Regions from separate parts of the Homo sapiens genome. Here region 1 is linked to region 2. The links are chromatin loops, found by intact Hi-C in ENCODE. Cell type or tissue: dorsolateral prefrontal cortex. All regions are shown on one strand. Each heading gives the region's core, and the rest is flanking DNA. Links, peaks and the distances in the headings are about the cores only.

Region 1 (16,128 bases), core at 5,270-13,269, 55 kb after region 2:
TTTCCCCTGGGGCTGTGAAGACTCAGGCCCGTGAGTATTTGTTCAGTCAGTACCAGCAAGTTCCCACCTCTCTGCAGCCCTCAGCCCAGAGAACCAGAAGGAACCCCTAGCCCACCCAGCCCTGCCGCCATTCCTGCTTTCCTCCCCTCCAGCCCTGCTGATTCCACCCTCGGGGCCTCAGCCTGCCCCTGGTGGGTGTCCCCAGCCCTCTGCTCCTCCCACAGCCTCTCTCCAGCGCACCCCACCCTCCTCTGCACCTGCTGCCCTACCCCTGCCCCTCCTCACCTGAGGAGCCCGACGTGGCGCTGGCCTCGGAGCCCAGGGACTCGGCGGAAGGCGTGGTGGCGCCGGCCTGGGCGGCCAACTGGTTGTGCGGAAGGCCAAGGCGCCGCAGACTCTCGCCCTCGGACGTGGCCCTGCGAAGCCGTCCGAACAGCGGCGTGCTGCGGCCCGACGCGCCCCCCGAGTCCTCGCTGCTGCCACTGCGCTGCAATCGGCTGGACAGCCGCTCCAGGGTGAAGCTCAGCCGCCTGCGCATCGCCAGCACCGGGGAGCCCCGCGCCGAGCTCCCGCCCTCCGAGCTCTCTCCGTCCCCGCCGCGGGCCTCCCAGGCCGGGTGGCGCTGCGCGGGAGGGGTCCGCCGCAGCCGCTGGGACAGTGACAGCGAGAGGCGGCGGACGAGGCCAGGCTCTCCGACAGCCCTGAGGTCCTGCACCGAGCGTGAGCGCTCAGGCCGTCGCACCAGCTCCAGCGGGGTCCCCGCCGGGCTGGGCCGGTATATGCCATCCTCCTCCTCGGCCCCACGGAAGGGGCCGCGCTCCTCCGAGCGCGAACGGCTCAGCAGCCGCAGCCCCAGCGACAGGGGCGACTCGCGGCTGCGCTTGAACTTGGCCTCGAACACGGCCTCCGACTCCAAGTTTTCGATGCTGCTACTGAGACTGCTGCCTGGCCTGGGGGGCACCGTGGGAACTCGGGCTTTCTCGGCTAGCACCGGGGGACCCCCGGCTGAGGGCACGCGCTTCTCGGGGGCTCCCGGAGGTGGGGAGGCCACCCTGGCAAAGACAGCAGCGTGGGGCTTGGGCTCTGAAGGCGGCGCGGCAGGGCCCTGCGAGGGGCCCTGGGCGTGGCCTGACAGCTGGAGGGACTGAATGATCTGAGCATAGGGTGTGAGGGGCAGCGCTAGGGTTTGCAGGGCCTGGGGGGGTGGTGCAGGCTTGGAGGCTCGGACTGGTTCTGGCCTGGGCTCTGGAGCCTTGTCTTGGGCAGGCTGGGGTGCGGGGGGCTGCGGAGCATCACTAGGTGTGGTGGCAGAAGGTTCTGCAGACTTAGGGGTACTGGGTTTGGGGGCGCTGGGCCGTGCAGGGCTGGATGGCTGGGCCTCGCTGAGGGCAGACAGGGAAGGAGACTCCTGTAGCCTACGGGCCCCAAGCCTGGCCACGGGGATCTCGAGGGGCGCCCCCGCTCGGCGGTGCCGGCCCCGGGGCTCCGCCTCACCCTGGGAGAAGCTGCTGCTCTTTTGCAGGCCCCGGTTCTCGAGTGGGGGCTGGTGGTGGGGCGCTGCCTCGCTGGAGGCAGCTCGTGCCATCCGGGGGTCCCGAGCACGGCCCCCCAGGCTCTCCAGCAGGGGACCCCTGAGGCCGCTGACCTTGCCATCCTCGGGGCCTCCCCGCAGCAGCCGCTGGCGCAGGGCCTGCAGCCTCTGGGCATACTCGCCCTCACCCAGGCCTCCCCGGGCCAGGCGGGTGGCTCCCGGGCTGGGGCTCCGGCGCTGCGGCAGCTCCACAGACGCCGCCTTGTGCAGGCCCCGGCCCAGCTCCCGCGGCCCGGCCCGGGGCAGGGCGCTCTCAGCCGAGCTGCCCCTGCGGAGCTCTCCCCGCCTGGGGCTAGCCCCAGCTGCGGGCTCCTGGCCTGGGGAGGGGAGGGCCTCTGGGCTGGGAGCCTCCTGGTCCTGAGAGGGAGCCCTTCCCTGCTCCTGCCAGTCCATGGGGGTGGCAGCCCCAGTCTCTGGGGTCCCCAGGGCCTCATCCTCAGTGGGAATGTCTGTGAGGGACACCCGGGAGCCAGAGAACTCGGGCTGCAGTGGGCGGGGCACTGAGGGCAGCTCTTCCAGCTCTTCCTCTTCAGAATCCGAGGAGGATGAGAGCCCCCCACTGGGGGGTGGCCTTCTGGGCATGGTCACCCACACCCGCTCTGGGGGGGCCCGCAGCAGCTCGGGGATGGGGCGCAGCACCAGGTGGCATTTGTAGCTGATCTGGGAGCGCTGGAGACAGGGTACTGGAGTCAGACCTGAGGGACCCCTGGGGCAGGATTGTCCCCCCCAGGCCCACCTCAGCCCTGGGGAAGAGGCCTGAGCATGCAGAGGGTCAGGGAACAGGCAGGAAGCTAGGCATGGAGCCAGTGAAAGCGAGAAGACAGGAGCAGGAGATGAAGGCCCACGGGAGGGGGAAGGCAGTGCTAGAGAAAAGGAGAAGGTGGAAAGCACAGAGGCTGGCCTGCCACACTTACCTGCCACCTCCGCCGGGAGAGGAATAGCTTCAGGTGATCCGTGCTCACCTCTGCGCCCTTTGCCTGAGTCTGCAAACCCAGGAAAGAGGGCTTGAGGGAAAGCTGTCAACCTAGACCCTCCAGGTTTGGCAACAGAGAGACAAAGTCCATGGGGCGGGGTGGCAGGAGAGAGTGGATCGAGCAGCACTGAGTCTGGGCTCCTGGGGGTCCCCTTCCCCCTGGGTCTGTCAGGACAATGCCTACAGCCAAGATGCACACCTAAAGACAAATCCCCTGAACCCCCCAGGGGAGAGGCAGGAAACTGGTGGCTCCCCTAGGTAGGCTTCTGAGCTTCCACCAGGGCTCATGGCCCTGTCCTGGTAAACCAGCTGCCCTGGGAGGCCTGTGATCTTAGGCCCTTTACCCGGGTCCTGGCTCCCCAGCTCCCCTCTGTCTCCATGTAGGGCCAACACCCCAGACATCTGGAGCCTTGGTGGTCCAGACCAAGACGGATGCTTCCCTCAGCTACCCACCCAGGCTCTCTCTTCTGGAGCTCATTTCCGGTCTGAGAAAGAAGGCTCTTAATTCAACTCCTGATACCCGAATGACCTCAGCCTTCAAGTGACCTGGCACAACCCTCCATGAACAGTTTATTCAGGCGCTCTTTCCAGACTCATTTGCTGAACCCCCCCTCCCAAATCCCCAAGACCCCATCAATGCCTGGCACTGTGCCCTGAGGCACTGGGGTTTGAAGATGAATGAGTGAGAACCGAGAACCTGCTCACATGAAGCTCATAACCAAGGGGCTGAGACTGCCTGGTCACCCCCAACGCTATTGTGTGGGACCAGTGCAGGACAGAGATGGACAGACAGAAGTCAGGAAGACCAGGGTCTGGTCTCAAGCATGGGGGAGAACTCCACTGAGGACGCCCAGGATGGAGAGGTCCAGACGTATGCCCTGGAGTCCAGTATGTATACCCCCAACTCCATCACTGATTAGAGCCTGTTTCCTTGTCAACAAAATGGGACTAATAATGCCTTCCTTTGCAAAGCTATTGTGAGGCTAATACGTCATATGTACATACAATGCCTAACGTGGTTACTGCACACAGTAGGTACTCAATAAATAGAGCTGTTAGTAACATTCTCTCTCCCTCCACCTTTTGTGCCACCACTTTGCAGACTAGACTCACTTTGAACCAAGGATGTTCTAGGGTCTCTTCTGCGGTAGGTCTCCTGTGAATGAATGAGGATTAAGAAGGGATTTATCGTTCAGTCATCAGTGAGTCAATAACTGAGCAAACAGGGCTCCTAAGGAGTTGGGGGCTTGCATGTCGAGGGGCAGGAGTTTGGGAGTAGCAGGCAGGTGGTATGAGGGTGACCCTGCAGGTGGGGGCTCCCAGGGCCTTGTACTCACAGCCGGTCCTGCACCAACACTTTGATGAGGAAGCCCCGGGCCTCCCTGCTCAGGCTCAGGAATGTGGTCTCCTCGAAGGCCACGTTGTAGTTTCGGATGTTCATCAATGTTGTCCGGTCATTTTCCCCAACAAACGGGGAGATTCCTGTCAGACTGCAGGGGTGAAGAGGGCTGTCATGAGGGGCAGGCGGGGACAAAGGGGAATGTCAGTGGGGGCACAGGGCTGGGGACAGATGGAGGCTCTGGGGTTGTGAGGATGACAGAGGCTGGGCAAATGTGGGTAAGAGGTGAGGCTGCGGACTCTCTCCTGCCCTGTCCCCTCCCCAGCCCCCCTGATGGGCAGGGAGGTGGTGCTGCCTTGGGGCCTAGTGGCCTGTGCTTTAGAGGACCTGTTCCATCCCTCCTCCAGTGTGGCCTCTCCATGAGTGAAGAGTCTGTGCCAAGGGGATGTGCCCACCCTGAGCTCCACTCCCATCTAGTCCAAGTTTTGGACACTCAGAGCCAAGGAGTTCCCTGCCTCCATGGCCCTGAGCCTGCGCTGGGCTCTCTCCATCTAGGGTGCCCACCTCTTATGGAGGGGTGTGGGGACAGGCAGAGTGTGGGCATGCAGACAGGGGTGTCCACCTTCATGCACATGAGGCTCCTTGCAGTGCAAGAAGGAGTGGGGGGTGCGGAAGAGAAGGGGGTGGGCTGCAGCCCTGCAAAGGTTAGGGGTAGACCTGCCAGGAGACTGCTGGGACATTGCAGAGGGGTCCTTACCAGAGGAAGGCAACAACACCCACAGGCCTGTGGGAAAAGGAGAGTGATAGGTAAGAGGACCGCCCCTCTCTGACTGGAAGGGAGCAGTTCTTTGCTACTGCTGACCTGAGTGAGCTGTTACCTCCCTGGGAACACTGCCATGGACAATGGGCACAGGAGTGGCTTCTTCAGGGAGGACCCTGAACCTACAGGTCCAGATATGCCTGGAGAAGTCCAGGGTCATGGCAGGGCTGGCCCAGGAAGCCCAGGGAAGCCTGGGAACCAATGGGACCATGCCTGCCTTACTGGAGGAGGCAGGCTGAATGCTGAGGGGAAGGCCCGGCTTCCAGGGGAGACAAGGAGTCAAGGACTAACAGGGCTGAGGCCTTGAGAGAATGGGGCAGCCCTGACTCACAAGGGGCAAGGAGTAACATGGGCAGGAGACCCTGCAAACAATGCCTCCAGCCCACCTTCAGGAGGAATTCAGGCTCGGTAAATCTCCCTGCCAGTGAGCGCGTCCCCAGCACAGCCCCAAGGGCAGCTGCCCTGGTCGGCCCAGCCCAGCATGCCAGCCTTACCAGATGTCAGTGACTCCAGACACGGGGCTCTGATTGACAATCTCGGGTGCTACAAACTCAGGTGTGCCATACTGGCAGTACTGGGGCTCTCCTGGAGTCAGCTCCTGGGCATTCCCAAAGTCACAGATCCGCACCTGCTGCTCGCCCGCAGCACCATCCCACACCAGCAGGTTCTCAGGCTGGAAGACACAAGGCGAGGTGTGCGGGCCAAATGAACAAGGAAGGATGCTTCACCTCCTGGCTCCCACAGGGGCTGTCTGCTCTCCAGTCCCCACCTCACCTTGACATCGAGGTGCAGCACGTGGCTCTGGTGCAGGTAGTGTATTCCCTCTAGCACCTGCCGCATATAGGCCCGGATCTGTGGAAATAGTGGGCCCAGAGTCTGAGGGGGAAGGGTGGTGTATGTCTGAACACCTCCAGGGCGGCAAGCGGTCCGGCTGTGCCTGTGGAGTAGCCTTCAGATGGCTCGTGGAAGGGGCTGAAACAGGTTTGGGGTTGCAAAGATCCAAGGCTACCATATGCACCGGAGGGTACAGCACAATTATAGGGAGGAGCCATTGCGTGGTAATAAGTAGAATTGTGCAGTGCACAACATGTACAGCCTGACGTGGCAGGACTGCAGTGAGATCAATAAAATCTAGGTGGGGCTCCTTCCAGGAGAAATGTTTGGGGGATGTTTATGTGATGAAGAGTGGGAAACAACAGTTAGGAGCTGGGGTGGGTTTGCTGAGATTTAGAGAGAATAGCACAAGTCTCAGATAGATGGGGGTCTGGTATCATTGGGTGGGGACTCTGCTGCCTACCTAACAGTGCTCTCCACCTCCACCCCTGGCTTCCTGTGGGCACAGATGGCACACTCAGGACCCATTTGTTGGTTCTCAAAGCTCAGGTGGGTGAAGGCTGGTGCCCAACCTGGCCCCTGCCACCCACTGCCCTCACCTCAGACTCACACACGGTGGGTTTCCTGGCGATTCGCTCCAGCAGCTCCTCTGTGCAGCTACATCCCAGATCAAGGAGAACAGTGCCCAGTGCCAACTGCCCGGCCCAGCCCAGCGCTCAGGGCAGGTCCCAGCTCAGCACGGGGTTCTCCTTCCCCTTACAGAATGCTTGATACTAGCCAGAGACTGCCTCTCCGCTCCTCCACGTGTACCCCCTCCCCACCTCCTGTCCTCTGAGGGCACAGGTGGGTCATCCCTGCTTGAACTCCCACTTTCTATGGGATCTCAGACAAGTCACTTCACTTCTCTGAGCCTAGGTTCTCCCAGGAGTAATATGGGAATAACATTTCCTTTCCTGCCCACCCTGTAAAGCATTTATAGGGATCAAATTACAGCAGAATTTTGTTGACTGTGGATGGAACTTCTTGACTCTATTTGAGAATGACCTAGAAGATCCATGACATGGAATAATTTGTCATTTTGCTGAGGTTTGAATTCAAACAGTGCAGGCAGGAGGCTCATGTGCAGGTTACGGTCACCCTGCTACTGGGGTGATGAGCCAATCACCCAGCATCCTTACCTCAATGTGCCTTTGCTTAACCACAGCCTTCATGAAAGGGTAAAATCTGTTCCTTATGAAAACAGCCTCTAAATAAAGCCAAGTATTGATCTGAAATGGGGTCACTACAAATATGCAGATGCATTGTACTGCATTTCATGATGAAAAGCATAGGCCATGTGCTAGCTCTGTGACCTTGGGCAAGTTATTTAACCTCTCCATGCCTGTCTCTTCATCTGTAAAATGGGGATAATACAAGTTAATAATAAAATTCCAGGAGATAGGAATATATGGGATTAAATAGGTTAATATTTGTAAAACTCTTAGAACACTGCCAGGCACACACATTAAATGCTATGAAAATTTAAGCTAACAATGGGCTTAAAACTGTTGGTTTTCATAGAAGTCTCCAGATGTATCCCTCCCAATTGTCAATTGGGACTACTTTGTAAACTGTAAAACATGTTGCCTATTGGATGTTACAAGGACCAGTCATTTAGGCATGGATCCCCCTAGCCCCCAGCCTGTCCCAGGATACAGCTCGGTGACAATGACCAGTCCCCGGCGCCTCTCGAAGGCCTCATGGAAGTAGAGGACACAGTCGTGCTGGAGCCTGGCCAGCAGCCGGGCCTCCCGACGCGCTGATGCCTTTGGCTTGGCCTGGCTGGGGATGAACTTGGCCGCAAACTCCAGGCCGGAGCTACGCTCCACTATGCGCCGCAAGTAGGAGAAAGCACCCCTGGTTGACACAGGGAGGGGGTCAGAGATCAGCCATCACTGTGGCCCTCTCCACCCCTCCCAACCCTCAGACCCAGCAGCCTCTCTCGGCCCCCACTGGCTTCCCTCCTAGCCCCACACCTGCCGATCTCCTGGTGGATGTCATAAAAGTCGCTGAGTCTCCTTCCTCGATGGTCCTCATCCTCCCCGACCCCCTCGACCTCCATAGCTGTCTGAGCTGGGGCAGAGATGTCATGGTGTTAGGTGGGAGGGGAAGAAAGCAAGCAGGCCAGAGACTGGGACAGGTGGACAGAAGAAGAAGAGAGAAGAGGTGCAAGAATGTTGGGGGCTCAAGGCGGGGTGCTGGGCTGGGGGTGTGGTGGCTCGAGTCCAGGGCTGGCTGCTTCCTGGGCAGAGCATGGAGGGTCACATCAGATTCCAGGGGGTGTGCGCTTTACCTTTCTCCGGAACTCCTGCCTACCTGAATGCACAGCCAACTCTGCTTTGCAGGAGACCTCACCCGCCAGGTTCTGGGCGGTGCAGGTGTAGACGCCTCCATCCTGGGCCCCCGTGCTGAGCACCACCAGGGAGCACTCATTCTCCTCGTACACGAAGCTCACATGGCTGCTCTCGGTCAGCAGCACCTCGTCCTGCAGAGTGGGGTCTCACCTTCAGCCTGGGCCTGGCCTCATCTCTACCTTGGGGCCAGGGCCTCATCTCCTACTCTGGGCAGCGCATCTCTCACCAGGACCCAGAGTCAGCTCCTCCCTTATCTCCCACAGAAAGCCCTGCACCCCTCAGCTAGTCAGTCCTCTGCAGCCCCTTTCCTCCTCCTAACCACGCCTCTGCCCGGGCTCCGCCCTCCTAAGGCCTTCCAGGACCCTCCCACGCCCCCAGGGAGCCCCTCCTCCCTCCCCCAGGCTCAGCCAGCAGCACACTCTGACCTTGTACCACATGATGTCCGGCAGTGGTTTTCCCTCGACCACCACCGCAAAGCGAGCAGTTTCCCCAGCCCCCACCTCCACGTCCTCCATGATGGACTCAAACCGAGGGGCCTCTGAAACACATGGGGATAGGGGTGGGAAGAGAAGGGGCTAGGGGCTGGCTTTACCCTGCCTCCTCAGCCCCTCCCAAGATCCCCCATCAGTGACTGGCTCAGTCAGAACGCTAGACCCCCGCCTCCCTGCAAGCCACCACCCCCCACCCCCACCAACTGGGACAACAGAGTTCCCTGCCTGGACCAAGCCCCGCCCCGCCCCGTAAATCCAAACGTGATGTTCTCCAAATCTGAGGAAACCTGGCACAAGGTGCAGGCTTGCTTTGTTTGACCTTCTGTATTAATTTGGCAGCTTTGAAATTAGGAGATTTTCACACACAAAAGAAATCTGGATTTCCTGCCTCTCTTGAAAAATCAGGACTGGCCATCCTGAGTCGCTCCCCTCGCTGCATGAATCCGCGGGAGAGGAGTGGCCCAATGCTGCCCCCTGTGGGTGGCCGCCCTTCTTCACAGGGCCACCCGCTGGCTTCTGACTACCTGAACTTGGCCCCTGCAGGTGGCTCAGCCTGTGACCCTGAATTAAGCTCATGGATGGCATTGCCTCTACCTTGAAGTTTTTTCACTGAATCTTTGAAAAATGTTTAGAGGGGCTTCTATTAATAGCATCTGGGAGATGGCAAGATGAACAAACAACCCCCAAATACTAACCAAACCATCTAGAAATGGACTCTCAGTATCTCCCACATGTGGTTGTGATTTCATTCTCCATACATATCACATGGTCATATGATTTCCTGGTAAAGCAGCTTCTAATTCTCATGATGGAATTAAATACACATTGCAATGTGCTTTGCAAAGGAGCCTGTGACTTCCAGGTGTCCCCCGCCAGCCCCCACCCCCCACCCCAGCGTGTTTGAGCATCTCAGACTGAGGAGAAGTAGGATGAGTCAGGCACTTGGGAAGGCAGGGCGGCCGGGTGTGGACCCCCACCCTTCACAGGCACACAGACAACGGGGGAGGCCATCCCGGGGGTGGGGAAGACACTGCAGTGAGGTTGACGTGGAGGAAGGGGGGCCACCACTCCACTTGCCCTGTCTGGGTGTGGCTGGGTGGGGTCTAGTGGAATAGGGGTGTCAGTGCAAGCCCCAGCCCCATCAGAGCCCTGACTGGCTGGGCTCAAATGGGGCTCCATCGGTCACTGTTCCAGCTAGGCTGTGCTGCAGGGCTCTCAGGGCCAGGGGCTCCCCAAACTTCAGGGCTCCTCCTATATCTGGGAAGAAAGGTGAGTCCTGAAGATGGACTGTCAAGGAGTAAAGTGGTGACTGAGTGGAGAGTGCTAGGGACAGGGCAGGCAAGGAGGGAGACACTTAAAAGAGCGCCCAGCACCCCCACCATCTTCACAGCACGGCCAGAAGCGTTCCCTGTCTCTTTGTTACACACCCTATTGCCACTTATCTTCCACTTCACAGACGCCTCCCCTCGCCTCTAGGAATCCTGTCCCCCATGGGCTGGGAGGTGGTGGGGGCAGTCTATGAAGGTCAAAGCACCGGAAAGTTTCAAGTGAGCTTCAATGGTTTTTTGAAAGCACCAGAAAATGTCCATTTACCCATGATAAGATTGCCTGTGCTAAGTAAAATGTCACTTTCTTTGCTTTTGGTTGGAATTGTATTTACTCAGCAGGTAACCCTGTTTAGCCCATGTTGATCAGGAGTTCTGAGTGGCGGTTACATATGTCTAGAGTTAATTAACAAATTAGAAAACCAAACAGTTACTACCTAATGCATTAGGTAGTAACTAGTTTGAGAAACTACATCTTTAAAGGAAAAATTATAAAAAGAATCCTAAGGCCCGAGGCGGTGGCTCACATCTATAATCTCAGCACTTTGGGAAGCCGAGGTGGACGGATTACTTGAGGCCAGGAGTTCCAGACCAGCCTGGCCAACATAGCAAAACCCCATCTCTACTAAAAAATACAAAAAATTTGCTGGGCGTGGTTGTGCAAGCCTGTAGTCCCAGCTACTTGGCAGCCTGAGGCACAAGAATCACTCGAACCTGGGAGGTGGAGGTTGCAGTGAGCCGAGATGGTGTGGGTGACAGAGTGAGATGACTGTCTCAAAAAAAAAAAAAAAAAAAAGAATCCTTGCTGCTGCAAACATTGGGAGGCTCTGTCAAACAGGCTTGTGCCGAAGGGCGGCCAGGATTCTCAGGGCTGGCAGTTCGGTGATAAGATGTGCCCATGGGTTTCTTTAAAAACCAACTTGGTCTTCCCATGTTTGTTATATCTGAGATACTATTTCCTATTATGTTTAACACAGGAGCTAGGAGTCAGGCAGCCACACTTGAACCCAGCTCCTGTACTTATTAGGTTCTGTGAACTTGGGCCAGTTACTCTTAGCCTCGGCCTCAGTCTCCTCATCTGTAAAATGGGGATAATAACCAACCCCAACTCACAAGGCTGATGTAAACATTAAATGAGGCAATACATGTAAAGTGCTTAGTACTGAGACTGGCACATACTAGGCTCAATACATCTTTTTTTTTTTTTTTTTTTGAGACAGAGTTTTGCTCTTGTTGCCCAGGCTAGCGTGCAATGGAGCAATCTCGGCTCACTGCAACCTCTGCCTCCCAGGTTCAAGTGATTCTCCTGCCTCAGCCTCCCAAGTAGCTGGGACTACAGGCACCTGCCGCCACACCCAGCTAATTTTTGTATTTTTAGTAGAGATGGGGTTTCACCATGTTGGCGAGGCTGGTCACGAACTCCTGACCTCAGGTAATCCACCTGTGTCGGCCTCCCAAAGTGCTGAGATTACAGGTGTGAGCCACCGCGTCTGGCCAATAAATCTTGTTAGTATGATTGTTGTCATTATTACTAATATGGTATTTGTATAGCCATGACATGGACAGGCCTGACCAGAGGACATGGGTTTGGATCTGCAGCAGTGTCAGGCAGGTTGTGTACCTGGGGGTGTGAGTAGAGAGCTTTGGGCCTTGGAGGGAGGCTAGGAAGAAGGCCCGCTGTCACCCACCTGCCAGCTCCAATGTGACCGAGCAGGTCTGTGTGCCGTGACGGTTTCGGGCGGTGCAGGTGAGGGCCCCCATGTCCCGGCGGCTCACCCGGCAGATCCGAAGACAGTACTGGTCATCATCTGGCTGGCTCAGCTCGTACACACCGGCCCGTGCCTCTAGGAGGGCCCCTCGGCAGCTAGGGGACACATGACAGGGAGGTCACCCAGATCTTGCCCCAGGGCATTCCGGCCAGGCTGGGCCAGACCTGGGCTGCCACATGTGGGAAAGGGGCCCACCTCCTCCAGACGACCTGGGCCTCCACATGGTTGAATGTGACGGTGACGCTGGCAGGCTGTCCCTCCACCACATACACGATGTCTGGTTTGTCCAGCATGGCAGGGGCCTCCTCCAGGGTTGGGCCTGGGAGGAGGAGAGCGCAGGCTCTGTGCTGGGCTTGACATCAGGTCCTCAGCACCCACCACTCCTCTAACACCCCTCATCAACACTTGAGTTCCGTTTTTACAGATGGGAAAGCTGAAGCTCAGAGAGGTTTAGCGATTTGTCAGGGGAACACAGCCAGAGAGCAGCAAAGCTGAGGTTGTGGGGTTGGACCCCAGCAGGCCCGATCCCAAAGCCTGAGCTTCAGCCACCGTGCCCTGCTGCTTTCAGGAGGGAGAAGGAAGTGTACAGATGGGCCAAGGTCCCGCCCGGCTAGGCTGCTCCTGCCAGTTACCATGTCCAGGCCATCCCTTGAGCCTCCACCACAGGGCCCCCATTCCCCATCCCAGCAGCTCCCACCCCCACCCGACAGGAGCACCCAGGCTCACCGTGCTCCAGCAGCTGCACAGGCTCAGAAGGGGGTGAGGGCTTGCTGCTGCTCTTGACAGTGGTGCTGAGGACCCGGAAGATGTGCTGGACCCCCTTACGCAGCCCTGTGGCTGCCCACCCTGGCTCCCGCAGGCCTGTGACCAGTGCCGTCCACTGGTCCGAGCCCAGCACCTGGTGCTGCACTGTGTACGTCAGGGAGTCCGGGTCTGGCGGGAGAGGAGCTACTAGAGGCTGCTGTTGCAGGAGCAGTAACCCCTCCCCATCCAGCTGGCCCGGGACCCTGGAACTCATCATTAGTCTGCTCTGATGACGTGCCTCAGTCTCTGCTGTTGCTTCCTGCCTGTCCCCCCATCTGCTCTTGCCCAGCCACTTCCCTGGGAGGTTAAGAGCCAACAAGGTACCAGTACAGGCACAGATGGGGCTGGAATTGAACTCTAATTCCTTGATACCTGAGGTAGGGAAACTGAGGCAGAGCGGGAGGAGATCCTGGACAAGACGAGGAGAGGGCATTTGCAAGTCCTGACCCAGGCACCCACTCTGAGGATGGGAAGGGAATGTGGCAGTGCCCCGTGCCTCCTCTCCTCACCCAGAGCAAGAGCCCCATGCAACGTGGAGAGAAGACGGGCAAAGCTGGTCCCACCAGCATTCCATCAGCTCCTGCCCCTGCCCATCCGCTTCTGGGGCCTGGCCCCCATGGTGTCCTGCCTGAGCCTGCCTTCTCCACACCCCTTCCCCACCCATGGCCCTGTGCAGCCCTGACCCACCGATGGCCATGTCCAGACTCCTGGGGGGGTTCCATGTGAGTGTGACCATCCTCCCCGTCACAGCCACCACCTGCGGGGCGCCATCTGGAGGGCCTGGGACCACATCTGAAAGCCGCAGTTCGAATGTCTGCTGGGTCCAAGGGCCCAACAGCCCCACAGGATCACCGAGCCTCAGGGCAGGAGGCTAGGGCCTGGGGGCTCAGCCGCAGGGGCAGGGGCAAGGCAAGAGGGTCCCCAGGGGATGGAGGGGAAGGGAGCTGGGTGGAGGCCCCTTTCCCTGAGCCCCCACGTAGTGCCAGAGGCCAGGCTGTGCGTGCAGCTGACCACGAGGGTGCCTGCCTCACCTGTGACATACAGGTGGGCATAGCAGGCAGCTTTGCCCAGCTTGTTGGCAATGACGCTCTTGTAGACACCGGCGTGCTGAGGCCCCACGGCAGGGAACACCAAGCGATGGACATCCCTGTCTGGGAGGGGAGGGACAGTGACACTGGGCCTGAGCCCGGAGGATACCTTGAGGGGTAGGCCCATGCCATCCCGGGCCTGGTCCCTCACCCCCATCCACTGCAGGGAGGAGGCGAGTGGGCAAGGATGGGGCAAGGATGGGGCAGGCAGCAAGAAGTGCATCCATGGTGCAGCAAAGTCTGGGTCTGGGCCCGGGCTGGCTTCCAAGTCTACATCTGCCCTGGCCCCTCTGGTCTGTCCCTCCAGTGTGTCAGGCCAGGCAACTTATCATCTTCTCTTCCTCCTACACTGGGCCACCCTCTGGGGTCCCTGCCTCTGTTGACTGGCCCCTCGTCTTCCCACCTCTGCATGGTCACAACCTCTATGTCAAAACTCGAACAAAGCTTTGTTCCCAAGGCCCCTCCCCTAAGCCCTTCTTCTCCATCCCCAAGGCCACTGCCATTCTGTCTCCAGCACAGCTGCAGGGAAGCCCTCCAGGAGGACAGCAAAGCCCTCAACCCAAACTCCCTGCCAGCCACGTCTCTGTTGCTCCTCTGCATCTTGATGCTGGCTAACTATCAGGCCCCTGAACGAGACACCGAGTTCCATCTGCAGGTCATTGCTCACAACATTCCTCCCTTGGGGAATGCTCTCCTCTTACCTAAGGCTTCCTTGTCCTTCAAGACATAGTTTAAGTGGGTACAGCCCATGAAGCCCCCCTGCCCCTGGCCCGCTCTCTACCCCTCATCCTCTGACTCCTCCCAGGACCCCAACCCTCTCGCCTGCACATCGATGGGCACTGGCCCACGCTGCTTTTCATGGGCGGGGGCTCTTCCTCTTGCATCAGTCATAGCTCCTGACCTGGTCTGCAAGCTCCTTAAAGAGAGGGCTGACGTTGTCAGATCTGCTTGTCCCACCAGACCCAGAACCTCACACACAGTAAGTACCAAATACATTCTATGATATATTACAAGAGTTGCCTGCTCTGTGCCCAGCCTATACCAGGTACCTGACATGCTTTCCCCCTCGTGAATCCTTGCAACAACTCTACAAAATTATCCCCATTTTACCAATGAGGTCAGAGATATTGACTTGTTCAAGGTCCCACGGCTAATAAATGATAGTTTGACCTTGGTACCATGTGATTCCAAAGCTCTTTCCCTACTCCCTGCTCCCTGGATGATAAGGAGGCTGTCTCTGGCGAAGACACAGAGAGGAGGCCTGCACTGTCCTCCTTCATGTCAGGGCTGTCCCTAGACACCCTTCCCTTCTCTTTGCAGTTATCTCTGCATAGAACAGTCACCCATTCATTTATCTCTGCTGACACTATTTATAAGAGAAGAGAAGCCAAGGGCTGCCAGTGACCCCAGATACAGGCAGAAGCGGAGACGCCAGCTTAGATCCTGAGACAGACACTCACCCAGGGCCTCAGAGCAGACTGGGAGACAGGGAGGCCTGCTGCTGAGAATGACAGTCATGGGAGGCTGTGGGCAGGGGTTGGAGCCGGGGTGGCATCACTGGAGATGGGCAGGCGGGTGGGCAGGGAGGATGCAGCATGGGTGACAGGGACATCCTGGTTAAGAGCTGGGCACCAGGGTCAGACAGTCCTTTCTTGCCTCTTGGCAGCTTCCTGTATCTCTCTAAGCCTCAGTTTCCCCATCTGTAAATGGGGCTAATAGTATCCGCCTTATAGGCCTGTGGCAAGGTAAGATGGTCCTTGTCATACCTTTAGCTCTCAGGACCTGGCACTTAGAAAGCACTTAATGAAAGTGATCTTTGTCATGTTGCAGCCATAAGAGGAAATCATCGTGGGTCAAAGAGTGGGCACTGTCTTATGGGAGGGGGGCAGACCTTCTCACACAAGACTCAGATTCCTTCAAGGATGGAACTGAGATGCTCCCATAAGAAAGTATCCCAGGCTAAGAGGACACCAACCCAAATACGTTCCTCTGTGTCTCCCCTGGCCCCTTCTTCGTTATTTGCTATTTGTTAGCAACCCTGGACAGAGCATCCCTTCCATGCCAGACACTGCCCACACCTGCTTTTTCATTGCAATGTCTCCAGGAAGTACCACCGCTGATGATAATGGCTACTAAAACAAGAATACTGAGACTTCACACCTCCCAGCTGCTTGCCAGGTGCCAGGCCCTGCTCTGGGGCTTATATGCATTAACTGATTTAGTCTCGTAACAACCCAATTACAGATGAGAAACTGAGGCACAGAGGGCTTCTGTAACTTGCTCATGGGCCCGATGCGGGTTAGTAGCAGGCAGTACTGCCTGCCCAGTCAGTGCTAACGGGCACTGAGGGGTGACTCAGCAGATGAGTGCTGTGTGGGCTTGCAGGGGAGGCAATGACCTCACAGTCCCTCCGGGTTCCCTTCCCCCAGGCACCCTGTCCCTGGTCAGGCTACAGAGGAAAGGCCTGGGGAGAGCTGGGGAGAGGGGCAGGGCATTGCAAGCCAAGTGGGTGCTGCAGGGGACACTCCCGGGGAACTTCCCAGACACGTACACTGTGTCATGCGCCGGTCGTCGCTGCTCTGGATGCGGTGGCCATTGTGGAACCAGCTGATGGTGGGGTAGGGCAGGCCGGTCACCTGGCACTCTAGCATGGCCTCCTTGGCCAGTCCCACCTCCAGGTCCTGCAGTGGCCGCAGGAAGT
Region 2 (12,387 bases), core at 1-8,000:
GTGAGGCCTCAGACACACAAGGAGGTGTGGAGAGGATGCTGGGATGCATGCATGGATGGATGGATGGATGGATGGATGGATGGATGGATGGATGGATGGCAGATGGCCAGATCGACGGATGGGCGAACAGAAGAACAAATAGACCGACAAGCTTCCCAGGATCAATGTGCTGGGCTTTCTCTGCCTGCCCCTTCAGATCCACTCTCCACTCTTCAACCTTGCTCTGCACCCTATGAGGCTGATCTCCCCCAAATGCATCAACTAAACTCCCTTGTCCTCTGGCTTTGGGTTCAGTTTGGCCAACAGGAGGCCCCAGCAGAAACAGAAGGTGAGAGGGAAGAGATGCCAGGGTATTTCTCCCGCCTGGCTTTCTCACTGCCAGGCCGTAGGTGGCAGAGGCTGTGCTCCTCCAGCCATGCTGCTGTCAGTCAGCCCTCTCGGACAGCCACAGGTCTCTCTCTCCTCCTGCAGGCCTGGTGGGAATGAAGGCTCCCCATGTTGCTAGCTCTGTGGTCTACCGCTGTGCCTTGCAGGCACCTTACTCCTGATCACATATCTGTTCCTTCACTAAACATCTCCAATCACCCCTGTGACAGATGCAGGTGGTGTGGGGGACAGAGAAGGGCTGGATGTGTGTGGCTGCCCAGTGTCTCAAACCCAGCCCCAAGGCCCCAGGTGTCTGGATTACTGCAGCCAGCTTCGCCAGTCCCTGGCTTTGAGTCTCCTCCCCTCCTATCTCATTGGACTCACCTGGCATTCCTGCCTTGCCACAGGCCTTTGTTGGCTTCCTAGAGCCTCCCTCCTCTTTTTTTTTTTTTTTTTTTTTTTTTTTGAGACAGGGTAACTCTGTAGCTCAGACTAGAGTGCAATGGTGTGATCCCAGCTCACCGCAGCCTCAACCTCCCAGGCTCAAGCCTATCCTCTTGCCTCAGCCTCCCGAATAGGTGGGACTATAGATGTGCACCACCACACCCAGTTCACTTTTTTATTTTTTGCAGAGACAGGGTCTCACCATGTTGCCCAGGCTGGTCTTGAACTACTGGGCTCAAGTGATCCACAGACCCTGGCCTCCCAAAGTGCTGGGTCTACACTTGTGAGCCACCGTGCCTGGCCTCCCTCCTCTACTCTTTCTACTCCCTCCCCTGTTCTCTGCCCTGCAGCCACACAGACCTTTCAGTGCCCCGGACACAGCATGCTCTTTCTGGCCACAGGTCTTCAGTGTATGTCCCCCTTTGCACCTGACTCTTATACACCCATCAAGCCTCAGCTAATGTGTCCCTTCCTCTAGGAATCCTCCCTACCTTCCCAGGCTAGGGCTGCACACCCCTCCTTGGGGCCTTGCAGCACACCCGAGGCTCCCCTCTCCAGGAGTTGACGGGCTGTGTGGGAATGGCTGTCCACAGCCCTGCCGGGGTGTAAGCTCTCCAAGGGCAGGGCTGTCGCCCCCACTCTCACCTCCAGTACCCAGCACAGGCTGTAAAGGTCTGGAGAATGCGCGAATCGATGAATGGATGGATAGATGGATGAACTGCAGATCAGGCAAGATCTGTGGACAGATGGGGTTTGCCTTACCCACACCGATAGCCAGCAATGCATTTTTCCTGAGACCAAGAGAGAAGTCATTTCACTTTCTCAAAGTGGGTGAGCTCATTGGCTGAACCAAGATGAGAAGCCCAGACCTTCACTCCCAGTCCTGGCTTCTCTGCAACCCCCCACCCTGCTGCCTCCACTTACCCAAGTGTCTGTACCTGCAGAGGTCCGCAGACCTCTCCCCAACCCCACTGAAGTATGGGCTAAGGCTCAACCCCCAGGAAGAACCCTCCAGGAAGAGATTGGGAGGGGAGGATCCAAGACAGTGAGGAGAAGAGTGGACAGAGACATGAAGAGGCTGATGGAGAGGTAGGAAAGGGTAGGCAGCACGGACCCAGTGTGTGGTCTGCACACTCGATGTAGATATTTGGTGGGCAGATGGTCTCATTGCCTGAAAGGAGAGAAGATTATTCCTGGAATCTACGATCACTTCCCCTGTCCCCCACACGCCCAAATGTAAGCACATACATGCATGCACACACATATGCACACATTTGCATAAATGTGCTTGAACACCACACACACAACCCCCACAAATACGCAACCACGGATATAAATGAGCATGCACGTACACAAATACATATTAACATGCACACAGGCATCTGCATGCCGGCATTCCCACATGCATATGTGAAACCATGTTTAAAAATCCCAAACACTCACACTCACACGGGTACAGACACATACACATGTTGTATACATGCACCTGCCTGTGCACATGAGCAGTGCCTTGCCCCGGGAGGCTCTGGAGCCTAGCAGGGTGGCATGGAGGGCTGGCTGGGGGTGGGGTGCCCACCTGGCATGTGCACCATCCGGCAGTGGCAGCGCTGAAGCACGGCCTCCTTTTCACAGCGCAGCCGGCAGGCAGACACACTGTAGGCCGAGTAGCCCTGAAGCTCAGGCTCCCTGAGCTCACTCTCTGCGCGGCAGTTGCCCCAGGGCTGGGGCAGGTAGGTCAGCTGCAGAGGTGGGGCATGATGAGGTCATGCTCAGGAATCCCACCCAGTCCTCCAGTGCCCACAGCCCCAGCAAAGTCAACACAGCTGGCAGGCTCTGAGCTTCTAGAGGGCAGGTTTGCTCCACATCCCCTCTGAGCCCAAAGGCGAGCCCTGTGCCCAATCCAGGGCCTAGCAGGAGATGCTCACCCGCTGTTCCTGGCAGGACACAAAGGTCTGGAAGCCTGGGGACACCCCGAACCCCAGCTGGTGGATGTAGGGCGGCTCCTCCTGGCTGTGGATCTGCACCCGAATACCTGCCTCAAACGACGTCTCATCTGCACAGCAGAGATGGGGACCTTTGGAAACCCATCCCAGGCAGAGGGCCCAGGCCCCAGTCCCCAAGGTGGCCCTTGTCCCTTTCCGGCCTGCGTACTTGTCTCCCTCCAGATGGGCAGGTACTCCTCCTGCTGGATGTCCAGCATGATCTCCAGGCCACTGCCCATGCCCCCTGCCCGGCTGGGCAGCGAGCTCCGCGGGTCCGCGTTGAAGGTGTAACACTTCCCATAGCGAGTATAGACCTGGGAGGTGGGGTGAGAGAGCAGGAGGGGAGATGAAAGGAGTGGCCAAGGCAACTCCGAAGTTCCCTGCTCCCTGCTGAGGGCCACCAGATCTGCTTGGACACTCCAGTCCCGTATCCTAGCAAGCAATGTACAGCCCAGCCTCTCCAATCAGCGCCAACTTTTCTACTGATGGCCTCCCTTAGATGATTAGAAAGCATCTCCAACCCAACAGCACATCAACACCTTCCCAAACCCTGCCTTCCCCCCACCGTTTTCCTCCACCCTAGTAAACCACCCCACTATATCCACCCAGTTTCTCAAGTCGGAATTTCTGAAATCTCCCCTTCCATCACTCCTGCATCCAAGCCAACAGCTAGTCCTGGGACACTTCTTTCTCTTCTTTTTTTTTTGAGATATGGTCTTGCTCTGTTGCCCAGGCTGGTGTGCAGTGGCACGATCTCGGCTCACAGCAGCCTCAACCTTCCAGACTCAAGCCATCCTCCTGCTTCAGCCTGACAAGCAGCTGGGATTACAAGCATATGCCACCAAGCCCAGCTAATTTTTTTTTTTTTACTTTTTATTTTATTTTTGTAGAGACAGGGTCTTTCTATGTTGCCCAGGCTGGTCTTGAACTCTTGGGCCCAAGCAATCCTTCTGCTTTGGCTTCCCAAAGTGCTGGGATTACAAGCATGAGCCACCACATCCAGCCTCCAGCCCACTTCTGAAATACATTTAGAATCCATCCACTTTCCTTCCTTCTCCAGCAACCCTCATTTTGCCATCTCCTCCTAACTGCTCTCCCACCTTGGTCCACCCTTGCCCCTCCCTACCGGAAGCCATGGTGCCCAGTCCACAGTGCTCAGATCCAATGAAACCACTAACTGACTTACCCAACAATAGCTTCCCATTTCCCACATAATGAAGTCATGCTCCTTCCCTAACCCAAAAGTGCCCATGTGATGTGGCCCTTGCCTGCCTCTCCCACCACCTCCCCCACATGTCTGTGACAAGTTCAGACACCTGGACTCCTTTTCTCCTCGGGCTTTTGTTGTTGTTGTCCCCTCTCCTGGAATGCCCCCGCACACACACTCATGGTATGGCTAGCTGCCCATCACTGAAGCCTCAGCATGTCACACTCCTACATCACACGGCCACATTCAGTGTCACCGTCCATGCATCCACATGTCTGTTGGTTTGCTCAAGGTACTTATCAAGACCTGAGATGATCTTGTTCATCTACTTGTCTCCTGTCCATTGTCCATCTCCCTCAATGAGCATGTATGCCGCACAGGAGCAGGAGCCTGTCTGGTGTCCCCAGCCTCTGGCCCAGTGCAGGGCACAAGGGACACTTGAATGAGCAGTCTCTGCCGCACAGAAGCCCGGCTCCCTTTTCCTCTGCGGAGAGTTCTCCTGCATGGACAGCAGATGGCGCTGGCGCCCCGGAGATGGAAGCCCAGGCTCCCGCTGGGGATTTAGCTGCCACCAGGAGCTGCGCAGCGGCAGGGGTGGAGAACAGGCTGAGGGAGAGGCGGGTTCTAGTTCCCCCCTGCCAGGCTTCCCTAACAGAGCCGAGCCCCTGGGTCAAACCCATCACAGGCAGCACCTTCCCTGAGGGCAAGGGGTCGGCGCACTCAATCACTCTCTCCCGCTCCCCCTCCCCTCTCCTTGGGAACATTTCCCACTGGTAAAAGCTGGAAGAAATGGCAGGAAGCGGTGTGGAAGGAAAAAGAGATCCTGAATGCCTGGCTACACAGGGGGAGTGCAGAAGGGAGAGAGGCTGGGTGGAGGGCAGCGAACCAACTGAGAGTCCTCCTGAGACCTCCTAGGGGGCAGGGTGAAGTCCCCATGCCTGAGAAGTAGACCACCCTGCTGCAGTGCTCTGGGAGTCGCAGCCCTGATCCTCCCCTCTCCCACAGTTCTTCTACCACCCAACCACCCTGCCTCCCGTTCCCGAAACAAAAACGTGTGCACCACAAACAAAGCACCCTGAGTTTACAGAACACAGTGCCGTCTACCGTTGCACACATCCCCTCAGTACCAGCTAGGTGTAGTTATCCCAACTACTTCAGATGAGGACATCACAGCTCAGAGAAGTGAAGTGACGTCCAAAGTCACACAGCTGGGAAGAAGGAGAGGTGCACCTCATCGAGGGGCGAGGCTCCAGCTGCTCCTGCAAACCATTGCTGGCACCCCCCACTCCAAGCCTAGCCTACCTCGGGATCCAGCTCCTGCCCCAGCCCCATCCAGGTAGATGAGACAGGAATGGGCCCCAGTCCCGTCCCTTTCTCTTCTCCCATTCCTCGTTCCCTCCTGCATCGTTCCTCTGTACCTTCCTCACCCTTTCTTCTCCATATCGGCTTCTCTTCAATTCCTTTCCTGTCCCCCAAGTCCTCTCCTTCCCTCAACATCCCCCACACACCTTTACCAGCTCCCAGATTCAAGTCCTTGACCCCACAGGTATCACCCCTGCCCTCCTCCCTGCTATGTATCCATCTGTGGGGCAGGAGTGGGTGTCATGGACAGCTCAGGAGCACTCAGTATGCCCCATGCACTGTGCTAAACGCTTCACATGTTCTATCTGGATGAATCCTCACAACTACCCTGTGAGGTGGGTACTATTATCTCCCCATTCTACAGAGAAAGAAATGGAGGCTCAGAGAATTCAACTGGTTTCCCAAGATTTTCAAGCCCAGGGCTTAAACACTATTGTGCACACAAATCAGGGGGATCTTTTTAAAGTGCAGAGTCTGGTAGAACAGATGTGGGGAGGGAGCTGGACAAGGCTGAGAGTCCATGGGCCACACTGTGAGTAGAAAGGCACTAGGTAAAGGAGGAGAACCCAGCAAGACAGCCCGACTCTAGACCTGTGCTCTTATCGCAAGTCACTGGAGGTGGAGGAACTCTGAAATGGGCCTGGTGCAAGATTCCTCTATCCCATCCAGGTGCAGTGGCTCACACCTGTAATCCCAGCACTTTGGGAGACCAAGGAGGGCAGAACACTTGAGGTCAGGAGTTCAAGACCAGCCTGACCAACATGGTGAAACCACATCTCTACTAAAAATACAAAAATTAGCTGGGTGTCATGGTGGGCACCTGTAATCCCAGCTACTCAGGAGGCTGAGGTAGGAGAATCGCTTCAACTCAGGAGGTGGAGGTTGCAGTGAGCTGAGATCACACCACCGCACTCCAGCCTGGGCAACAGAGTGAGACTCCATCTCAAAAAACAACAACAACAACAACAACAAAAAGTCCAGACCCCAGGACTCACGCATGTAATCCCAACACTAACACTTGGGAGGCTGAGGAGGGCAGATCACAAGGTCAGGAGTTTGAGACCAGCCTGGCCAATATGGTGAAACTCCCGTCTCTACTAAAAATACAAAAATAAGCTGGGTGTGGTGGCGGGCTCCTGTAGTTCCAGCTACTCAGGGGGCTGAGATAGGAGAATCGCTTGAACCCAGGAGGCAGAGGTTGCAGTGAGCTGAGATCACGCCACTGCACTCCAGCCTGGGTGACAGAGCAGGACTCTGTCTCAAAAAAACAGAAAAACAAAATTCCTGGGTCCTGGTGGTGTGGGAAATGCTGATGGGAGGCATATATTAGTATTTGTAGAAATCTGAAAGTACTCAACCTCTTCCTATTTCAAACCAAGAAGATGCTAGAATCAGCTCTTGCTGACACAGCCAGTTTTGCGTATATGCTCCAGTTGAAAGGCTAAAGAAGGCATGGGCGACGTGGGGTACCCACGTTATGAGCTCCTCACTCATGTCCCTCAGCATTCAGCACCACCTCGGCGGAGCCCTGACTGCCAGGCACCGTTGTGGTGTCTCTGAAGCTCAGCCTCACCCATGGGACCATGAACTCCATGTGACCAGGAGTCCTGTTTCCCTCTTGGCATCCCCAGAGCCCAGCGAGATTTGCAGAAGGAGGTATGAGGTGGGAGGAAGGAAAGCAAACACTATCAAACATCCCGACTTTGTACCAAGTCCTGTGATAGGTGCTTTTGATCTATTTTCTCCTTTGAGTCTCCAAGAAACCCATATGAGCTAAGTATTTTTGCCCCCATTTAATGATTAGGTACCTGAAGCTCAGAGAAGGAAAGTGACTTGGCTAAGGGCACACAGCAAATAAATGACAGCCGAGATTCAAACAGAACTGAACCCCAGGTCAAAGCACAGTAGGTGCTTATAGAACACCTGGTGGGTGTTCAGTGAATGAATGGCTCTTGGAGGCTCCTGACTCTCGGAGGGGCTGGGGCAGCGTCCCTACCTGGTACCTCCAACAGACACACACAGACACATGCTACATGGAACCGAGCCCACCCTACACAGGGCAGAACGAATGCCCAGCTGGCGAGGGTGGTGGTTCCTTGGCACACAAACCCTCAAGGTGGCTGTGCAGAGTCGGGGTGACAAAGGGAGATGGGTGGAAGTTGTCTGGGTCTCAGGGATACTCTGCAGGGAACGGACTGGCCAGACTGGCAGGAGGAGGCCACCTGCACAGCCCGGGTCAGTCCTGACTGCTGGTCAGAGCACAGCGTTGCCCAGGAGACAGTCCCTGGGCCAGGCAGGCAGGGGTGGGTGGAGCCATCAGCTCCTAAGTGGCAGAACTCTGGTGGCAGCACAGCCCACAGCTTCTTCCATGGAGACGGCACGGCAGCTCTGCCACAAGGTCCCACAGGTTGTCCACTGCTCCCTCCCCATGGACTGGCCCAGGAAGAGGGGGCAGTATGCAAAGGAGTTGAGAGTCCAGGGTCCGGTCACGGAAAGGGGAAGGTCGTGGGCCAGGGAGTGTCCTGATGGCAGAGGGGCTATCTCCAGATCACCAGCTCTCAGCCTCTGGGCCGTGTCCCCATCTCAGACCCCCATGTCCTCCTTTGGTCTGGCCCTCCCTCTCTCTCTGCCTTAGCTCCAGGTCCACGCTCCTGGCCCTAGCTGGGGCATGTGTCCTCCCAAAGCCCCTCCCGGCCTTGGCTGACAGCTCCTAGACAGGACTATGTCTGTGCTGTACACTGACACTCAGGTCCCCTCCCCCACCTTCCTTCTGGCCAGCACCTGCCTGTCCTTCTCTGATCACCTCCCCTTTAGTGTTGGCCTGAACCCCAGCCTGGGTCTGTCTGCCTCGCTAGCCTCTGTTTCCTGATCTCAGTCTGTCTCTCGAGTCCTTCTCTATCCGCCTGACCCGTCTGTCCCTGCCCCTGATCAGTTATCCACTTGGACTCTGTTTCTCTGCCCCTGCCCTCTGTTGACCTGTCCATCCCCTTGGCCTCTTTCTCTCCCATTGTCCTGGATGCCCCCTGACCTTTTTGTCCCTTGCCCACTGCACTCTCTATCCTATTTGCTTTCTTCTCTATCCATCCCTTAGTCTGGCTGTCGAGTCTCAGCCTCTTGTCTTCCTCCTAGACTTTTCCCTGGGCCTGAGGCTCCCCACCCTGACCCAACATGCCAGGAACCCCTCTCCAGGTGCCCTCCACCTCCTTCTCCCTGGCCCCTCTCTCTCAGGGTCTGCCTGAGACAGTGATGAGGGGTTGGGAGAGAGTTGTCCAGAGCTTGCTCCTCCTGAGAGCAGTGGCTTCTCTCAGCCCTCGGAACTCTATCTATTCACAGCTTCCGTTTCTCCAGAAAGCTCTCTCCCTGGCTGGCTTGCTTGCATCCTCCCTCCCTCGCAGAGCCCACAGGGTTAACAGGCAATTAGCGGGGCCAGGGCTCAGAGCTGTGGCAGGGGGAGGGCCCTGGGCCTCCAGGAGATAAGAAGCAGCCAGGAGATGCTGAGGCCAGGCTAATCCCAGAGCTAATCTTCGGCCTGGGCTTTATCTCCACTGCCTTCTGGGCACCCTGCCTCTGGTCCCGGCACTTCCCCTGACATTCTTCCATGGTATCCCTTCCCCCAAATTCTATCAGCTCTCCCCTTGATGGGGTCCACCCCCATGCCTCTCTCTTAGGTACCCCTGGAATGAATTCTTCTGCCCCTAGGTCCAGAGAGGGCCAGTGGAATGGGGTGCATCTTCATCTGCCCTGGACTGTGACCAGCACCCTGGGGTGGAACAGCTCCCAGGGCCTAGCTTTATTCAGGGGTGGCCCAGTATCCAGGTTCAAAGCCTCTTCCTTCCCTATCCTTTCCAGGTGCAGAGGAAGGAAGATGGCACCAACCAAAATGCCTGAGGTGTCTGCGCTGCTCAGAACTTCGAGGTCACTCAGTCCAATCACTCATTGTACAAAGGCAGAAACAAGCCTAGAGACGGCAAGGTTCAGATCCAAGGGCATGCAGAAAACAGGTGCAGATTCAGAAGTGGACCCCAGGTTCACGGGCCAACATCACCTCCCTGGGAGTCAGCAGGCCCTGGTTTCAGCTCCAGCTCCATCACAGATAGCCTGTGTGACTTAGGTTAGTAAAGTGATTTATCAACTTCTCTGGGCCTCAGTTTCTTCATGTGTCAAGTAGAGACAGAAATCCCTGCTTATTTCACAGATTAGTTGTACATCTCAAAAGAGAGGAAGTATGTGAAAGGCATTTGCAAAGTGCAGTCATATACGTGCACCAGTAATAAAGGTTTTGTAGAGACCAGCATGAACCAAGCTAGGGCAGAGATTGATCACTATGTGGTGCTGGAAATGGATACACAGGAGGCTCATAACATGGGGAAAGGGGCATATATTTTGTAGGCTGACAGAACAGGGTTCAAATCCAGCCTCTCCCACCAACTTTGGACAAACAACCTCAGATGTGTGATTAAACCTCTCTGAGCCTCGGTTTGCTCATCTGTAAAAGGGGAATGGTAATTCCTCCTCCTAAAGTTACATGAGAGGATTAGAGATCAATTCAGTGATTCCTGGCAGGTGCTCAAGGGAGGGGTGAGGCCCTTTGGGGAATGGAGCTTCCTGCCAGGACAGTGCAGCCATTTTGATCTTGGATCCCCACTGGGCGCAACCTCACAGGGCATCAAGCACCTTGCAGGCTCTCTCTGCAATTTGGGAGCGGCTTAGAGGATGGAGCTCTGTCACAGCGAAACCCCCAGGCTCTGAGATATGGCTCTCCTACCAGATGGAAAGCCCAACCTAGTTTACATCTGGGCCTTGCCCTTAGTTAAGTCTGTGGGATTCAGATTCAATCAATTAACCTCTCTGATCCTCCATTTTTCATCTGTAAAATGGCAGTAACAACAGGCGCCCTTCAAAGGTGTTATGAGGAAAGACAGAATGTACGTAAATCATAGCAACCACTAATATTTACTTAGTGCTTACCTCTGTGCCAGGCACAGTTCTAAGCACTTTATATAGATTAACCCCTTAACCCTCACAAAACTCCTATATGGCAGTAGTCCTATCGTTTTCATTTTACAGACAGGGTAACGGAGGTACAGAGAGGATAAGGAAGCTGACAGGGGACCAGGCAGTCTGGCCCTGGAGTCCACCCATAGCCACTGTGTGACATACACTTGGCACACAGTACCTACAAATAGTAGGCGCTCAAGAACTGGTGAATGTTCAAACAACACTTACTTTGTCCAACACTATTCATTGAGCCTGTGCTCAACAGTGTCAGGCACTGTGTGCTTGGTGCTGGACATGCAACAGAGAACAAAACAGACAGCCTCTGCCCTCAAGGAGCTTGCTGTCTGGCTGCAGAGACATTCATTCATTCAAAGTACTTATGGGCTAGGCACGGTGGCTCACACTTGTAATCCCGGCACTTTAGGAGGCCAAGGTAGGAGGATCGATTGAGCCCAAGAATTTGAGACCAATCTAGGCAACATAGCGAGACCTCGTCTCTACAAATAATAATAAATTAGCCAGGCATGGTGGCTCACACATGTAGTCCCAGCTACTCAGGAGGCTGAGGTGGGAGGATCTCTTGAGTCTGGGAGGTTGAGGCTGCAGGGAGCCACCGTGATGGCACCACTGCACTCCAGCCTGGGCAACAGAGCGTGACCCTGTCTCAAAAAAAAAAAAAAGTGCTTATGGGGCACTTACAACATAAACACTTTGAACTGCACCAGGCATGTTCACAAATCCACCAGTCACACAAATGGATAAATTGTTACTAGTTGTGATCCTTGTAGTGATGGGGTGACCTAGCCAAGGTCACCACGGTGGAACAGGAGCTCAATTTGGCTTGCAGGGTCAGGAAAAACTTCTCTAAACAAGCCACCTGGCTCACCCAGGAGGGGCATCAGACAATGCCACACTCAAGAAAGAGGAAGACACAGCGCCCTCAGCAGGCTTAGTTCTACACGTGCATACAGGGACCCCCCACCTCCACCGCCACCCATGAGCTTTTCAGGGCCACTTCCTCCCTACAGTGGATCTAGGAGGCAATGGCTGAGGTGTTTGTTCAAATGTAAATGTGTGAGCTGTGGTGGAAGGGACAGGGGAGCCCTAGGAGCCAGGGAGGGCTGGGGGCCGTGGAAGAAGGCTGTGGTCCCCGGCGGGCGCCGCGCTTCCACGGGAGAGGAGAACGGGAGGATGAAGGCCTCCGGGACCCAGGTAAACGGTCAAAACCATTCCCCAGGCAGCGACCGCTTAGGCCTTACACCCTAGAAAGTCAGTTTTTAATTGGTGAATTGGTAAGTAAGTCCTTCCCTGACATTCCCGCCCCTCGATGCAAAGTTCCTCGTCAAGAGTTTTGCTTATACAGTGGAGCACACTCCCACAGCCAGGCGGGAGTTCAGGAGACAAGACAGAAAGAGGCGGCGGGGACGGTGGGTGGGTGGGTGTGCGCCTGCCAGGATCCCTGGCCCCCCGCCCTCTCCCGCACACACAGCCTGGCCGCCCAGGCCTGGCCCACCCGCACCCAGAGGGCCGCACCCACCGGCTCGCGCGCCTCGCCGCCCTCCGCTCCCTCCCGCGGGCCAGGCATCCATCACGGCTCCCGAGCGCCCTCCCTCCCATCTCCTGCGGGCTCCTCCGCTCTCCTCCCTGGGTCTGCCTCATTTGCATTCCCCCGGCTCCCGGCTCCTCGGCAAAGTGACCTCCGCACACAGCAGCGCCAGAGGCTTCCACCGCGGAGGGAAACACCGCCGCCCGCCCCCGCGGCGGCCGGGGAGGGGGCGACGGGGGCGGGGGTCCCGAGGAGATGGATGCGGAGCTGGGCCTGGCTGGCGGGCCTGAAGCGGCCAAAAGGCCCGGGGCCGGGGGCACTGAGGGACTTGGGTGCTCGGGTGGGATTTGAACCCGCGACCTCAGATCCCCAGCCAGGCGGGAGTGAGACATGATCAGCACGAGGCCCGGGAGGCTGCGACCAGAAACGGAACCCCTACTGGGAACCTGGGGCTCCCCAACGTCCCGTTTCCTTCCCCCGTG

Evidence for each region. Hi-C counts contacts between places; a loop is a spot of excess contacts. Peaks named below come from ENCODE experiments on the same cell type or tissue, not always from the same donor. Only the 100,000 strongest peaks of a DNase experiment are listed, where the experiment ranks them.
Region 1: it touches region 2 in a loop (5-fold over the local background); 93 of 110 quality-filtered maps call a loop at or near these places.

What each region holds. Positions count from the first base shown.
Region 1 is chr2:219,469,230-219,485,357 of GRCh38, reverse strand. SPEG (striated muscle enriched protein kinase) reads right to left here. Exons shown (of 41, transcript NM_005876.5): 13 at 15,979-16,128; 14 at 13,371-13,490; 15 at 13,027-13,131; 16 at 12,262-12,468; 17 at 11,731-11,854; 18 at 11,455-11,630; 19 at 8,376-8,488; 20 at 7,913-8,081; 21 at 7,573-7,669; 22 at 7,253-7,453; 23 at 6,157-6,214; 24 at 5,498-5,575; 25 at 5,218-5,396; 26 at 4,661-4,687; 5 more. It overlaps ASIC4-AS1 (ASIC4 antisense RNA 1), which reads left to right. Exons shown (of 2, transcript XR_923921.2): 2 at 2,949-3,626. Among named protein-coding and RNA genes, the nearest start is that of SPEGNB, 19 kb to the left of the region's middle. RefSeq lists enhancers at 298-1,099, 7,986-8,693, 9,401-10,108 and a silencer at 8,777-9,071. In dorsolateral prefrontal cortex, for the core only: a CTCF peak has its summit at 8,917 (motif pointing left); a DNase peak (open chromatin) is centred at 8,907.
Region 2 is chr2:219,522,477-219,534,863 of GRCh38, reverse strand. It overlaps ASIC4 (acid sensing ion channel subunit family member 4), which reads right to left. Exons shown (of 10, transcript NM_018674.6): 2 at 2,962-3,106; 3 at 2,736-2,863; 4 at 2,387-2,549; 5 at 1,925-1,981. Among named protein-coding and RNA genes, the nearest start is that of ASIC4-AS1, 12 kb to the right of the region's middle. RefSeq lists enhancers at 2,024-2,621, 10,953-11,453, 11,454-11,954. In dorsolateral prefrontal cortex, for the core only: CTCF peaks have their summits at 4,289 and 4,518 (motif pointing right); a DNase peak (open chromatin) is centred at 4,533; H3K4me3 peaks cover 512 bases; H3K27ac peaks cover 319 bases; H3K27me3 peaks cover 2,808 bases.